3 separate regions of the Homo sapiens genome follow, and regions 1 and 3 are each linked to region 2. Evidence: chromatin loops called from intact Hi-C (ENCODE). Cell type or tissue: mammary epithelial cell. All regions are shown on one strand.

Region 1 (5,000 bases), 120 kb before region 2:
TGTCTGCCTTGCTTTCTAGGTTTCCATTTGTGTATTTAGAGTTTCCCTTCTTCAGACAGTTTTGCAGGCCGACTTATTAGACGGACAGCATTTTTCAATTATTTTCGTCACTCTTCTGAATCCTGGTCAACAACCTCCTTTGGAAACACTGACAGTGGTGGAGCATGGGACATTTCACTTATATGAACAAATGTCTCCTGGATAATGGAATGTTGCAGCTTGAACATAATAACAAAGGCCTGTTAGCCTGTCCAATCTTTTGCTAAATCAACTTAAAGAGAAATAGAGAAAAAAGTGCCTTTTGTTCTCAGTGTGAATATGTTTGATCTAGGTTACAAGAGGTTCGTGTTCAGTTAGATAACCTGAAAGCAAGTCTTAGGTGTTGTGTCAGCAAACCCTATGAGGCTCTTCTATATAGAAGACAAGACTTACCTGCAACCAGAGCAGACATGTTAATGTGGAGAATTCCAGTGTAGACCTTTTGTTTCTGAGCAAAACTTTAGTAGAAAACAATCCATAATGCTATGGTAGAATCACAACCAGCAACACCTCCGGGTTGTAGAGCTCTGCATGGAAACTGGATGTATCCATGTTTAAGAGCCATACGAAAGGACAGAAACACAGAGAGTAATATTTCCTATGTGAAATTAAAGTTCTTTTCTTGAGTAGACAACCTGAGCCACATGACACAGGTTTCAGGAATCAGAAATAATTCTTTGCAGAAAATCAGTGATTTGAATTGTTTATTGATAAGACTGAAGCAATGGAAAGATAAGCAAATACAGAGCTAACAAATTGACCAAGGTAATTAAATATGTATTGTATGATACATATTTACAAATACAAATATGTATTTGTATACAGATATAATACAAATATGTATTATATGATAATAAATATGTATTGATTAAGTCTAGATGCTATCATACTTAGCTGTGAATGGTAATCTTGAGCATGCTTAAGGAATATGCTGAGACCAGTGTTTCCTATCCCGACATATCCCCAGTTTGCCATTTAAATAGGCTCTGAAAGTGTCACATCATAGTTGGCTGGTTTTCTCAGCTAGGTTTCAACTAGAGAGCCAGGATAAGGTAAGCATAATACAACAACCAAGAAAAGCAAAGTGAGAGAAGCCAGCACATATGCAACAAGAAGCGGCTGGTCTGCTTGAGGGTTGAACAGGGTGAAGAGGAAGATGCACTGCAGTGCGTTCTGCCAAGTCCTCTGATGTATCATGGAATAGATGAAGTGGAGAACCCCTTGGCTACATCAACTTCCGATGTGGTTGGCTTAATTCAGTGATTATCATCAATGGTTTAAAATACTTATCTCAGTTAAATACCTATTGTTTGAAACCTATCGCTTAACTATCCTAGATCCTGGAACTACAGACAAACCATCTTAGGGTCTCTAGAGTAGATTTATGGTGAAAGTTCTTACCCTTATATTGAGGTACCTTTTATATCCAACTGAGCTTCACCGAAAGCTGGGAATCTCCTAAGAGCCTTATGAAAACTTGTGCATGAATGTGTAAATTTATGCAATGTTATGAGAAAGAATTTCCTAAGAGATAGATTATAGATTTCATCAGCTTCTAAACAACTTTATGATTATAAGTTTAAAAACCACATTATGTAGAATTTTATCATACATAATCCAGAAAGTTAATGAAAACAAAGGAACAGGGAAGGCCCCTAACTTACTGGACTGCTGGAGTTATAAATTCAGAAGAAATATCTACTGTTTGTTTATGAATATAATTTTTAGTCTTTAGTCTCAGACAATGCAGTGAGGTACATAGTAGTCCTGCATCAAGATGAAATTTAGAAAAATTTCACAGAAGTAGTATTTGGTTTATATCCCTGTCCCTAAAAACAGCCACCTTAAGTTGGTGGCTTCATCTCTAATCAAGCAACAGTATTACATCTTCTCTGAGCCAATTTGCCTGCTGAGATTCAGAAGCTCTCTGCGTGATTCATTCTGCATAAAATCATTTGCTTTTTGCTCGCTGTAGATAATTGGTTCTTGGCACCAGAACTTAAACTATTTAGAGTCCAAGTCTGTTAAAGTGACATTGAGATTTAGCTTAAACAAACAGAATCGAAGTCAAGGATATGTTTCTTAATGCTCTTGCTTGTACCTGTTAAAATTAAATTTTAAGATGCCAGCAAGCATTTATGCTAGAAATGGAAGTGAGACACTCTGCATTCTAATCCAATGATGCATTAGATTTGGTCCACCAAGGGAGAAGAGAGAAGACTGACAGCAAGGGCAGGAGTGTTCCCTCTTTGGGAAGGCATCAAAAAGGGTGAGACGTCCTGTGGGCTAATGACACTTGGTGCACAGTCCCACCAATCACACTTTAGACATGAAGATGTCAAAGACCCTGTGAAAATAAGACTTCTAATTTGAGAGGTAGCATATTAAGCACCGACCCTGTAGGTAGCGTGTTTTATTGTAGCATATTTTATTGACAGAAGTAACCTAATAGAGAACTCTAGCAAGCTCTGGAGGAATAGGACCTCAGACAGCAGCTATATGCCACTGGAGGGCAGAAGGAGAAGTGAAAATATTTTCAACTGAGAAGTGAGTGTAAAAACGACTATAATAACTAATATTTATTAAATATAATATGATAGGCATTGCTCTAAATAATGAAAGATAAATTAATACATATAAAAGACATGCCATTCTTTGGTATATGTACATGCTTAATATGTTAATTATTATTATTAAATTACTATTTTTATTATCAAGAGAAATCTAGGCAGTCCTTATTGCTTTGTCCTGGGTCCTGAAACTAAAGACCATCAACCCCAGGGTCTTTAGAGTAGATTTACAGCAAAGGTTCTCACCCTCAGATTCAGGTGCCCTTTAAGTCCAACTGAGAATTTTGAAGTTAAATGTAATATTTATTGAGGTTTAGGATTCAATAATGGTGAACGATTTGGATTAATCCATCTTCTAAAAGCAATTGTATGTAAGTTTATATCACAAACAAACATCAGCATCTTAAAGTACGTATTAATTTGAAGAGTTTAAAAGACAACAACCCCCAGGCTAATTGATTTTTGGATGGAGGGCTATAGCTGAGAGATGAGCAGACTATTGGAGCACCAAAGCTGCATATGCCCTGAATTCATTTGCTGCAGCAGCAAAGGTGGGATCTGGCTCCTGGGTTGTGCAGGGAAGGGCAGAAGCCAAGGCCCAGGGCTCACCGAAGATGGAGGGACTGGAACCCCTCAGGGTAAGCGCAAACCAGATCTAAAGCAATCCCCATCTGTACTACCAAGGCCAGAGGACTCTGGATGAGGCTGCGTTGGGGCTGAGCAAAGCAGAAGAAAAAGAAAAAAAGTTGGAAACTTTCTAAGAGGTTGTGTGACTTCAGACCTCTGCCCTCTTGCAAGTTGCATAAACCAGTAATAATACTGTCTAATGAGGTTAAAAGACAACAACAAAGACAAGATATATCAAGGATATCAGATATAAATAACATGTAAGTTGAGAGGGTGGTAAAAAGAATGTACGTGTTCTTATGTACTTGCATTGTCTTGGAGAAGAGTAAAGATCTGGATTAATTTTGAATTTGGATTAATTAAGCATACTGTAATTTCTAGGGTAAGCACTCAAATAATAGAAATGGTGTGAAACTTCCAGACCAGTGAAAGTAAAAATCGCATAATAAAACATTTTATGCAAACCAAAAAAGGCAAGAAAGAACAGTTAAAGAAACACTGAACCACTGAACAGATGGAACAAATTAAAAATATGAAATAGAATGGCAAAATAAATGAATTTGTAATTATATGTAAACAGAATGTTGAGTTAAAACACTATTATTTTCAGACAGTATTTAAAAACAAAGCATAGCATGATAAAATATAGCAATATGCTGTTTACGAGGCAGTTTTATACAGATATATTCAGGAAGGCTGAATGTAAAAATAGAGAAAAGCATGAACAACATAAACACTAAAAAAGAGTTAGTGATGCCAAACTTAAAGTCAAAGAACATTCCTCCTGATGAAGAGGTCCATTTCATAGGGGTAAAATTTCCATTTACCATTAAGATGCAATCATTTTTAATTTATAAGCACCAAGTAACATAGCCTCAAAATATAATTTAAAAATTGACAACTAAAATAAGAAGTGATAAGTCTACAATTATAGCAGGTGATTAAAGTGCACATCCGCAGGTACCATATAACATAGGAAGACAAAAGACCGCTAAGTTATAAAAGATTTGAACAGCATTATTAATATACTGACTTCACAGATATGTGCTAAACATTGCACATATCAACTTCTTTGTGCTTAGAGACTTTCCACACAGCTGAGTTCTAACACTCTTTTCAGCACCCTGGCTAGGGAACTTTCCTAACAATCAAGAGTAGATATTTTATATCGAGTACACATATATAGCTTGCGTACGGTCACAGGACACATAAAAAAATTATAATATCTACTCACTTGTCCCATCTACCTCAGGCCCTGCTCAAGTGCTCTAAGGGCTGAGGAGAGCAATATCTCAGAGCACCTTTAACTCATTCATGGGCTGCCAGTTTGCCCAACACAGTTGGAAAACTATGGCTTAGAGCATTCTCAGAGGCTGTGAGTGTGGGGGAGTGCTGGACTTTTTGCCACGGTATAGTCACAGGTTACCAAACTTCATATCCTGTGTTTCATTTGGAAAACCTTAAAATGCGTCTCTGGGCTGCAACCTTTCTCTATACCACTCCCTTCGTGGTAACAAGACTCCAGCATGATCCGCAGTGATACCCCCACGTCCACTCTGCTGCGTAGTCTCCTCCCACAGTGACTAGGCTGACCTGCGTCAGCAGTAACATGCTGCAGTCATGACAGTGTGACTTCTGGGGCATTGCACTGTCCGCCTTGTTCTCTTTGGGATCGCTCACCTGGGGAAGCCAGCCAGTGTGTTGTGAGAATACTTTAGCGTCCCCTGGAGAGGTTCACATGGTGAAGATCCAAGGCCTCCCACC
Region 2 (5,000 bases):
TGCAGTGCGATATCGGCTCACTGTTGCCTCCTCTTCCCAGGCTTCAGCGATCCTCCCGCCTCAGCCTCCCAGGTAGCTGAAACCACAGATGAGCACCACCACGCCTGGCTAATTTATTTTATTTTTAGTGTAGGCCCAGGCTGGTCTGGAACTCCTGGGATCAAGTGATCCTCCTGCCTCCTCCTCCCAAGGGGCTGAGATTACAAACCTGAGCCACTCCGCCTGGCCTTCACAGCTTTTCAATCTGGTTCATATCCTTGTTTTGAAGTGTAATTTCTGCTTCTGCTTCACTTTCCTCACTGGAAAGGAGGGTTAATAACATTTATCTTGCAGGATAACATGAGACTTAGAGATAGCCCACAGGTCGGGGCATCTATTGCACAATATAGTTCAGCTCCTAAGAAAACCAACCTAGCACAACCAAAATGTGTGTATTTGTGTTTAGTTGTTTCATCCCCATATTGAATGTGCACAGGATTTTATTTCAACTACTATTTTTACTATACCATTTTTTTAAATGGAGACTTTGAAAAGATATGAAACACAATCCCTGTCCTCCTAAAAGTTTGTGAAATCCCAGCCAGAATGTCTTTGAAACCGTCATTCAAGTAGGGCAGTTCTGCCGAGGGCTAGAGAGCCTTCAGTTTACCCTTGGCAACACCCTCTAAAATCCCCTGTATACCTCTCCAGCTTCCATACACTTCCCAAGCTTTTAACCAGACACGAGACACCCTGAACACCAGCTGTTTAGCATTTAGATAAAACCAAAAAATGTTTCGAGAGGTTGACTCCAAAGATAGCAAAAGATGAAGAGATTGAAGATTTAATCGCGAACAAGCCACCCTATTCCTAATAATCATCACGCTTGGCTGGGCCCCGAAGGAAAAGCCTGGACCCTAGGGGCCTAGAAACAGAGAAAAGAAACAAATGCACAGCAGTTGGGCCACGTCCACCTAAGGAACAGTCACCGCACAAGCGGAGCGTTGCAGAGGAGCCCTGGATCACCCTCCCAGGATCGGAATGGGTGCGGCCCGGGGAGCCCGGTTCTAGGTGGACACCGAGGGCTGGGGAGCAACCGGTCCCGCGTGCCTGCCCGAGGGGCTACTGCCCCCGGGCGTATTTGCATCGCCACACCATCGGATGAAAGTAGCGTGTACGGCTCCAGAAAACACATGTCTCTCGGCTATTTTCAGGGGGGAATGCTGGGCACCCTCTGCTCTAAGTCCCTTGGGGTGGGAAGTTAGTGAACTTTCAGAATGGGGGAAGGCGCAGCCCAAGCGAGCCGGGGGCAGGGTGAGGGGGCGCCGCTGGATAGAGATGGGGGAAGGGCGGAGGTGGTTTCCTGAGTGTCTCCCTCCGGAGCCATCCCCGCGCTCAGCCAGCAGGACCGAGGAGGCGCGGAGACGGCGCTCACTTCTCCCCTCGCCTGCCGGCTTTCCAGTAAAGATGCGCCAGGGAGAGGTGTAGCCTGCTCGGGAAAGGCGGGTGCGGAGCGGGAGCGCGGCCGCCCGGGCCTGGGCGCGGCGGGAGGGGCGGCGGCGGCTCCTCACTGCACCAACCTGCAGGCGCGGGCTGGCTGGGCCAGCCGCGGCCCCTCCCACCGCACCCCACCCCCGCCGCCGCCGCCGCCCCGGGAGCCGGCCCGGGTCCCAGTAGGTGCCGCAAGGAGCCGGCGAGCGGAGCGCCCGCTCGGGACCGCAGCCGCCGGGCGACGTCGCCGCCGCACCGGGCACTTCTGTCTCCCCGGAGCAGGTTCCTTTCCCTCCCTGTCCCCTCTCGTCCCCCTTCTCCCCGTCCGTCCCCCTCCGCCCCCGCCCCCGCCCCCGCCCGCACCTCGCCCTCCCTCCTTCCGCCCCGCGCCTCCCGCGATCGCCCCCTCCCGCCCGGCCGCGCTCCCAGCTGGCGCTCAGCACCCCGCGCTCCCCGCGCCCGCTCGCTCCTCCAGCTCCTCCAGCTCAGTCTCCAGCTCCACCTCCGGCTCCCGCTGGGCCTCCCGCTCGCCCTCCGCGCCCGGCTCCCCGCGCGCCCGTCCCGAGTCCGCTGCTCGCCGGCGGCCGCCCGGTCATGTCAGGATGGAGATCCGGCAGCACGAGTGGCTCTCGGCCTCCCCCCATGAGGGCTTCGAGCAGATGAGGCTCAAAAGCCGCCCCAAGGAGCCCTCCCCAAGCCTGACCCGAGTGGGCGCGAACTTCTACAGCAGCGTCAAGCAGCAGGACTACAGCGCCAGCGTCTGGCTTCGGAGGAAAGACAAGCTGGAGCACGTAAGGGCGACTCGCTCCCGGGGGCCTCGGCCAGGCACCTGCCGCATGCACCCTCCCCGTGGTGGTGGCATGAGCGCGCGCGGGGCGCGGGGGGCAGGCGAGGGGATCCTGGCAGGCGCCGACGTCCTAGGTCGGATTCGGGGGCTTCTCTGCCTGCAGTTTCTTGCCTTAATGACCGGGCTGCGGGGAGGGGAGGGCAGGTTCCCTTTCAGGCTCTTGGTCCCTGCCGACCCGACCTGCCCACCTGCGTCTCCCGGTAGGGTTCATTTGCACGGGGTTCTGGAGGTGCCTGTGCAGAGTGAGCACGAAGGGGAAGTGCCACCAGCGTGGCTCCGAGCAACCTGGCGTTGCATGGTAGTGGGCTTTAGAGCGGCGTTTGCCCGCGTCTTTGGGGGCTGTTTTACTCAGTCCAAAAACTAGCAAATTAACGAATGAGTAAAGTTGGCGCCGCTAGCGACCAGCGTGGACCCGCGCACAAGCCATTAGAGTTTTTTGCAGAGTGTCCGCTGGGATGAGCAGTTGGTGATCCTCTCTACTTGAGCCCAACTAGGGAGAGATTTGCGCGTTGCAAGGAGAAAGGCTAAAAGCGAGCGGATCGTCGGGCTCCCCAGAAATCCTCCCCTCTGGAGGGTGGGAGCCGGTGAGAGGGGACCTCTACTCCCAAGGAGTGCCGACTTCACGCGAAGTGAATTGGCTCTGGAGTTGAGCTCCTAAGGCTTGCTATTTTGAAAGAAAAAAAAAAAACCTTCTAAAAAGGCGTTTAGTGGATCCACAGTTTCAAATTTGATCCATCAGCATCTTCTTAAACCAAATGTTAAAATTAAACTAAGAGAATTATCTCAAGAGTGCAGCACAACTAGCTAAGGAGAAGATGCTATTTCTCCCTGCAGAGCTGCAGAATCCAAATTGAGTCTGCTAATGGAATGTGGAGGTTTCCTTGTATTTGGGTCAGGACGCCAACAATGATAAAAAAGATAAGACCAAGAACTCCTGGAACTCACGCATTTCCAACTGCTGCACCGACCTGCTTCCCATCTGCCCCCCAAAGCACTCCTCCTGGGCTCTGCAGCACCAACAGGCTTCTTCCCAGGAGGAAACACGCGAAGAAGGGGCATTTCTCTATTATAATAATCTGAAAGGAAGGTCTGTGCCTGCTTTCTGAGGGCCTGATGAAGTCACTGAAAGCTCTAATATGAAGCTTTGAGTTGGATAACAGCACTATTTTATGTGTAGAGAGCCATTTGCTAATGTCAAAGGGATGCCTCATATCCTTAAGACTATGGAAGTCGCTGAAGGTTTCTAGGATGGCAAGTTGTTTGAAAGGCAACGTATCCATTAAACATGCCCTCTCCAGAATTAGTGAAGGGGCTGGTGGTGTTATTAGTTTAAAGGGGGCAAACAGCATCTTTATGCATTACATGCAAAGAGCATGTAATCAACCAATGATGTGGCTGATTTTAGTATCAGGGATAACAGTCTAGCCTTGGGAGGGTGATAGAACGTATCTTCGTTTTAGTTTCACTCTGAATGTATGTTCTTTTGCAGTTTGTGCTTTTAGCTGGTCTATTTCCTTTATTCTCTTACTGAAAATCAGTGGTGCAGCCTTCTATGACTATGTCTTGAGTCATGAGCGGTGCACGCATTATACTTAAATGCTTTCTCACTTTTAGATTTTCATTGAAAGTATCAAGTCATACCATGTGTGCCACAGCAGTCTCACCTTTCTGCATGAGTATGGGATGCTCAGCCTCCTCTGAGGATTGGAGACCAGGGAAAGGAAGATGTGGTTATTTGAAAGCGTGTGAGCATCTATGCTTTCTTCTTCACTCAGATACTCCAAAAGAGAGCATTGCATACATTTTTAAAAAAATCATTCTCCTCATTTGATATTTAAATCAGTGTAGCATTTGTTTTACTTTTTCAACTACATTTAATGAGAGATGCATATATCTATTCTGATGTTTTTCTCTACACACCCTTTCAATTAGAAATGGGGCTTTAAATAAATTTATTGGTGGTATTCTCTTGCTCCTTTGAAACATCACGAACATTTTTAATGAATTAATATTAAAGAAAGTGCTATGAAAAATTAAATTAGTATACAATATAAATTTTTTTTGAATTCAAGAGCTAGTTGTTTATAATATACGTCATGTTGAATGCACTATAATATTTCAGGTAGTTTGATGGTAATTTCTAATAGAAATTAATGTTTGAGATGTCAAAAACCTATAACAAATGTAACCTGGTATCATTGCTACAGAAAGCATGAAAATCTAATGTTGACTTCATTGTAAACAACATTCTGAACATATATGGTACCTTCTGATTCATATGTTGCAGGGATTAGGATGAGTGTGTCATGTGAAATTCAAAGGTGATATATGGTAGTTTAAAAACACCCTTCTGGTCTGTCTAATCAAATGGATGGCCACTTTTTTATGATGTTGAAAAAATAAATTAATAATTATGATGGAGATCATATGCCTGAAAACAGCCTACTCAGTTATTTTGCTGGTGCTTTAAAAGCCAATCTAAGTATTAAGGAAATAAATAAGTTATGACTTCAAATGACACACATATTTGGTCATCATAATAACAGAATTCCCCTGAAATGAAATGTGGCAGTGTGTGGGCTCTGTCCAGACTTCAGAGGGATAGATTAATCTGAAAGTCAATCATGTGAGATAAAGCAGACAACCAAAGAATGGATTTCCACCCACTTTGCTAAAAGTGAGA
Region 3 (5,000 bases), 110 kb before region 2:
GGTGAATGAAGAAGTGGATGAAAGGCCTCATTTGTCACTCTCTGTTGTTAGAAGTGCACTGTCAGGGTCAGAGGCACCAGGCAGCCAAGGATCCTAGCCCCCAGGGATAGAAATAACCACAGCCATCAGTTGTGGGCTTCCACTAAGCGCTTTGTGTATCTCTCTTGAGGGCATGATGTCACATCAATAGTAAATGTGAGCCTGCCTTGGAGGCTGAATGAATCTGACTCAGTTCTGTGTCCCCAGAATACCTAGGGCAGTGCATTATGCATAGTGGATAATCCAGAAAATAGCCATTGAATGGATAGATGAATGGTGCTCCTTACAGAAGTATGTACATGCCTCATAACCTAAAGGTACTCATGAAGAAACCTCAAAGTAGAAATCTCTAAAAGTAGAATTTCAGACACTATACCAGTATTACCTGGCAGAGACACTGTGGAGGGCAAAGGAGACTTTCTGAGGGTCTTTGAGTCACTCATTTGTTTATTTAAAAAATATATATCCACTGGGTGTGGTGGCTCCCCATGTAATCCCAGCACTTTTGGAGGCTAAGGTGGGGACACCACTTGAGGTCAGGAGTTCGAGACCAGCATGGCAAAACCCCATCTCTACTAAAAATACAAAAATTAGCCAGGTGTGGTGGCACATGCCTGTAATCCCAGCTACTCAGGAGGCTGAGGCATGAGAATTGCTTGAACCTGGGGGACAGAGGTTGCAGGGAGCCAAGATTGTGCTGCTGCACTTGAGCCTGGAAAACAGGGTGAGATTCTGTCTCAAAATAAAAAAATAATAAAATACAAAAATAAAAAAATATATTGGGGGCCTGATATGTGCCAGGCACTTCTCCAGGCGCTTGGCCTATGCCAATGAACAAGGCAAGATGCCTGCCCTTCTGGAACTTACATTGTAGGGGAGACAGTAGCAATGGTTACAATAAATAAACTGTAGAGTGTGCTTAAAGGGTAAAAATTCTCTGGAGAAAATAGAAGCAGGGCTGATAAGGGGCTCAGGAGTGCAGGGGGCAGGGTGATGTCAATGGGTGGCCATTCATTGGTCAGCGTAGCCACACGGTAGCTGCAGAGTCTGTCCATGAGGACAAGGACACCTACATAGCTGAATTTGCTCAAGGAAGGCTGTGTGTACTTAAAAAAATAGTTTAAATCTACGAAACCAAAACATTACTTCCCAAAGTAAAGGGAAAGGCAGATGATAAACAACTTCAAGAAGTTTTAATGAGCTCTGCTTACAAACACTTAAAGAAGTAGGACAGAACAGAAAGAGAGTAATTTGTTTGATTTGATGAATTCCTGCTGTAAACTTTAATGTGTGTTTTGGGTAATTTGAGATACCTTCATAATAAGTGATATTCATTGCCACTGAATGAATGATTTGAAAATGGACCATCGTCAGCAATGTAAGTTGTGTTTGGGAAGAGCCAAGGTTGGTTGTCAGGCTTTGGGCCTGCTGCTTATGTTAATATTATAAAGAGAAAATCCACCTGTAAATGAAGAAAATAATACTTAGGGGCTGTGTTCTAACCAGATGGACATTGGAAGGTTTGGAACAAATGTATGCAGTAGAAAAGGATGAGATCATGTAGGGTTTGTCTTCAGTTGTAAATAAAAGGCATTGCACTGAACTGCTAGATCAAGACATTCTCTGGTACTAGAATTGTGTTGTTATTCCTGCAGGTGTGATTGTAAAGCAAATACCAGTGTCCAAGGAATCACATTGCCTCAACTATCTTAGTGAGCTCTACATCTCTGGAGAGGCCAGCTCACTTCCCTGGTATGGTGCTTTTTATTAAATGGCTTGAATTCTTGCAATTGTAGCCACCTACAATCTTAATTATTCTCATCGACTTTTCCTAGTCTCAAGGAAGGTGAACCCAAGCAAAGGGGTAAGGGTAATTTGATGAGGACGTCAAGGGTAACAGAATCTTCTTATTTCACTCCTATCTGATATAATGACTAGAATAAAATCTTGGAGCTTTTCATTCAAAGTCAATGAAAAGACCTCCTAGATATTTGAATAAAATACAAATAAAAACACTATGTAGTAACTACACATATCAAAGAAATGGGTGTACTCAGGTGAAAGCTCCAGCTTCATAAACAATTTTTTGCTTTTCTTAAATGTACCAAATAAGACATAACAAGAAATAAGCTTAATTCTTTAAATAAATAAGTTACTATTTATTACTACTTATGCATATTAAGGGTATTTAAAAATATACAAATTATAGACCTACTCTTTTGAAAACAATCAGAAAATTATAGGTAAGCAAAAGTAAGAAAATATTCATAATATTATCACTGAGAGATGAACACTATTCCATTTTGGTATATATTTTTTCTAGAATCTTTTCAAAAGTCTGATCTTAATTTACATATTACTTTATAACGATGATAACCATAAAACAAATGGTCAATTATTTCCTTCATGTGTGTCTCATATGGTTTTTTATCATATAATAGGCACTTCTGAAAGACACTACACTTAAAAATTGAAAATAGATAAATGAAAATGACCACAAAACAAAGGGCTAGTGTTTGACAAAATTTTTAGGAGGAAACGTAAGATAAAATCTTTGTGACATTGGATTAGGCAAAGTTCTCTTAAACGGAACACACAAAAATATCATTCGCCAAATGAAACAAAAAGCATAGACTTCCTCAAAATTAAGAATTTTTGTAAAATAGATATCTGACAAAGGGTTTTCATCCAAAATATATCTTAAAAATCACTCAAGTAGAAGACAATCTCCCTACCTCCAGCAAAAACTGGATAAAATATTTGAACAGATGCTTCACAAAAGAGGAGATGTGAGTAGTTGCTGTGATGATTAATTTTATGTGTGAATGTGACTAAGTAATCCACAGGGTGCCGAAACATTTGGCCAAACCCCATTTTGGGTGTGTCAGTGAAGGTGTTTCTGTATGAGATTCACATTTGAATCAGCAGCTGAGTAAAACTGCCCCCGTAATGTCCATGGGCCTCATCTGACCCACTGAAGACCTGAATAAGAGGAAGCTTTGCCTGACTGAATGCTGAGCTGTCAGCTTCTCCTGACAAACGTAGCCATTAAGCACATAAAATATTAGTCATCAAAGAAATGCAAGTTAAAACCACAAAGAGTTGCCACTATACACTTGGTAGAATGACCAAAGTAAAACAAACAAACAAACAAACAAACAAACAAAAAAAAACTGACTATACCAAGTGTTGGAGAGAATGTGAAGCAACTGAAACTCTCCTACACTGCTTTTGGTGTATTAAATGGTACGACCACCTTAGAAAGCAATTTGGCAATATCTTATGAAAGTTAAATATGCACTAATATAACCAAGCACAATCATCTGGAGAGAAGTGAAGATACATGTTCACAAAAAGACATGTACATGAATATTCATCATCATTCATAATAGCCAAAAATGAAAATAATCACATGTTTATCAACTGGCGAATGATAAATTGTGGAATATGCATGCAACAAAGGAACAAGATATTAAACACAGTAACATGAATAAATTTAAAAAAATTTTGCTGGCCAGGCGCAATGGCTCATGCCTGTAATCCTAGTGCTTTGGCAGGCTGAGGCGGGTGGATCACTTGAGATCAGGAGTTCAAGACCAGCCTGACCAACATGGTGAACCCCGTCTCTACTAAAAATACAAAATTAGCTGGGTGTGGTGGCACACGCCTGTAATCCCAGCTACTAGGGAGGCTGAGGCAGGAAAATCACTTGAACTTGACAGGCGGAGGTTGCAGTGAGCCGAGATCACACCATTGCACTCCAGCATGGGCAACAAGAGCGAAACTCCATTTTAATAATAATAATAATGATGTAAAAATTGTGCTAAGTGGAATAATTCAAACACAAAAGATTATATTGTATGATTGCATTTATGTGAAACACTAGACAAAGTAGGTCAAAGAGTGACTGAGGGCATTAGATATGGAAGGGGATGGTGGTTACATGACTGTATACAAGCTGTACACTTTGAAAAGATGAATTTTATTGTATATAATGTAAGCCTGAATCAGCTGGAAAGAAGTGGCAGAAGATACATGAAAGTTACCACAAAGAAAAGAGCTACTTTTCGAATGCCTTGAGCATGCCAAATTGCAGAATCAAAGGGAGGTTTTGTCATCTTTTTCCGTTAGCGTCAATATCACCTCTGATAGATATGACTTTCAGAAGACACTGCTTTGGTTTGATCAGTAATTTTTATTTGTCTTTTGGATTCACAGAGATAACATTCTAAGGAGCACTCAATTCTTGCCACAAAACCTGAACCTTGTCTATATTCAATATCTGTGAGGTGAAAACCACAAAAGAAATAGGGATGGAATAAAGGGGAGAGGAAGTGCAATAAACATTGCAAAATCAAAGGTATTCATAACAATGAGCTAAAGTGCATTCAAATCAGCAATTGTGTAATAGCTGAAGACCTTATGAATTGTTCTTTGCCTCAGAGATGTGACAATTGCTGCTTATATAAAGGCCACAGATACACAATTTAATTTAACATTTATGGAGTCTTTACAAAGCACTAGACCTTTGCTAGGTCTTGGGGTTCAAAGATTGGGAGACATAGAATATGTGTCCTCAGATGATCTAGTGAAGAAACAAGCACTCCAGAAAATATTTACAATTTCAAGAGTGGTTATAAGGGAGCTTTATATAGAATGCAATGACAAGGGCAGGCATAGGAGTAATTAATTCTGCCTAGATATTTGAATCATGGCCTCACAAGTATGACATTTGAGCTGGAGTTTTTCAGGTGAGCAGGAAGAAAGAGAATTCCATGCAGAGGGAACACCAGGACCAAAAGAGTGGTGGTGAAAACATGCATAGGAGATCCAGTCTATAGGGAACATTCAGTAAGGATGTCAGGTAAAAAAGACAATGGTAAGATACAAGGCTGGCAAGGGTCACGCAGAGAAGGGCCATGCTTAGTGGTTTTTAATTTATTCTGCTTGAATGGAGAGCT

What was found. Hi-C counts contacts between places; a loop is a spot of excess contacts. Peaks named below come from ENCODE experiments on the same cell type or tissue, not always from the same donor. Only the 100,000 strongest peaks of a DNase experiment are listed, where the experiment ranks them.
Region 1: a loop joins it to region 2, with 9 times the contacts of the local background. A loop is called at or near these places in 2 of 110 quality-filtered maps.
Region 3: a loop joins it to region 2, with 3 times the contacts of the local background. A loop is called at or near these places in 3 of 110 quality-filtered maps.

Annotation. Positions count from the first base shown.
Region 1 is chr1:242,638,665-242,643,664 of GRCh38, reverse strand. No RefSeq gene overlaps it. Among named protein-coding and RNA genes, the nearest start is that of PLD5, 120 kb to the right of the region's middle. In mammary epithelial cell, a CTCF peak has its summit at 2,533 (motif pointing right); no DNase peak of the experiment used is centred here.
Region 2 is chr1:242,521,349-242,526,348 of GRCh38, reverse strand. PLD5 (phospholipase D family member 5) reads left to right here and starts at 1,652. Exons shown (of 10, transcript NM_001372062.1): 1 at 1,652-2,261. The coding sequence starts at 2,073. In mammary epithelial cell, a CTCF peak has its summit at 2,231; DNase peaks (open chromatin) are centred at 1,498, 1,948, 2,198 and 3,898; H3K4me3 peaks cover 2,697 bases; H3K27ac peaks cover 1,814 bases.
Region 3 is chr1:242,627,573-242,632,572 of GRCh38, reverse strand. No RefSeq gene overlaps it. Among named protein-coding and RNA genes, the nearest start is that of PLD5, 110 kb to the right of the region's middle. RefSeq lists an enhancer at 2,343-3,542. In mammary epithelial cell, no CTCF peak of the experiment used is centred here; a DNase peak (open chromatin) is centred at 2,972; H3K27ac peaks cover 1,006 bases.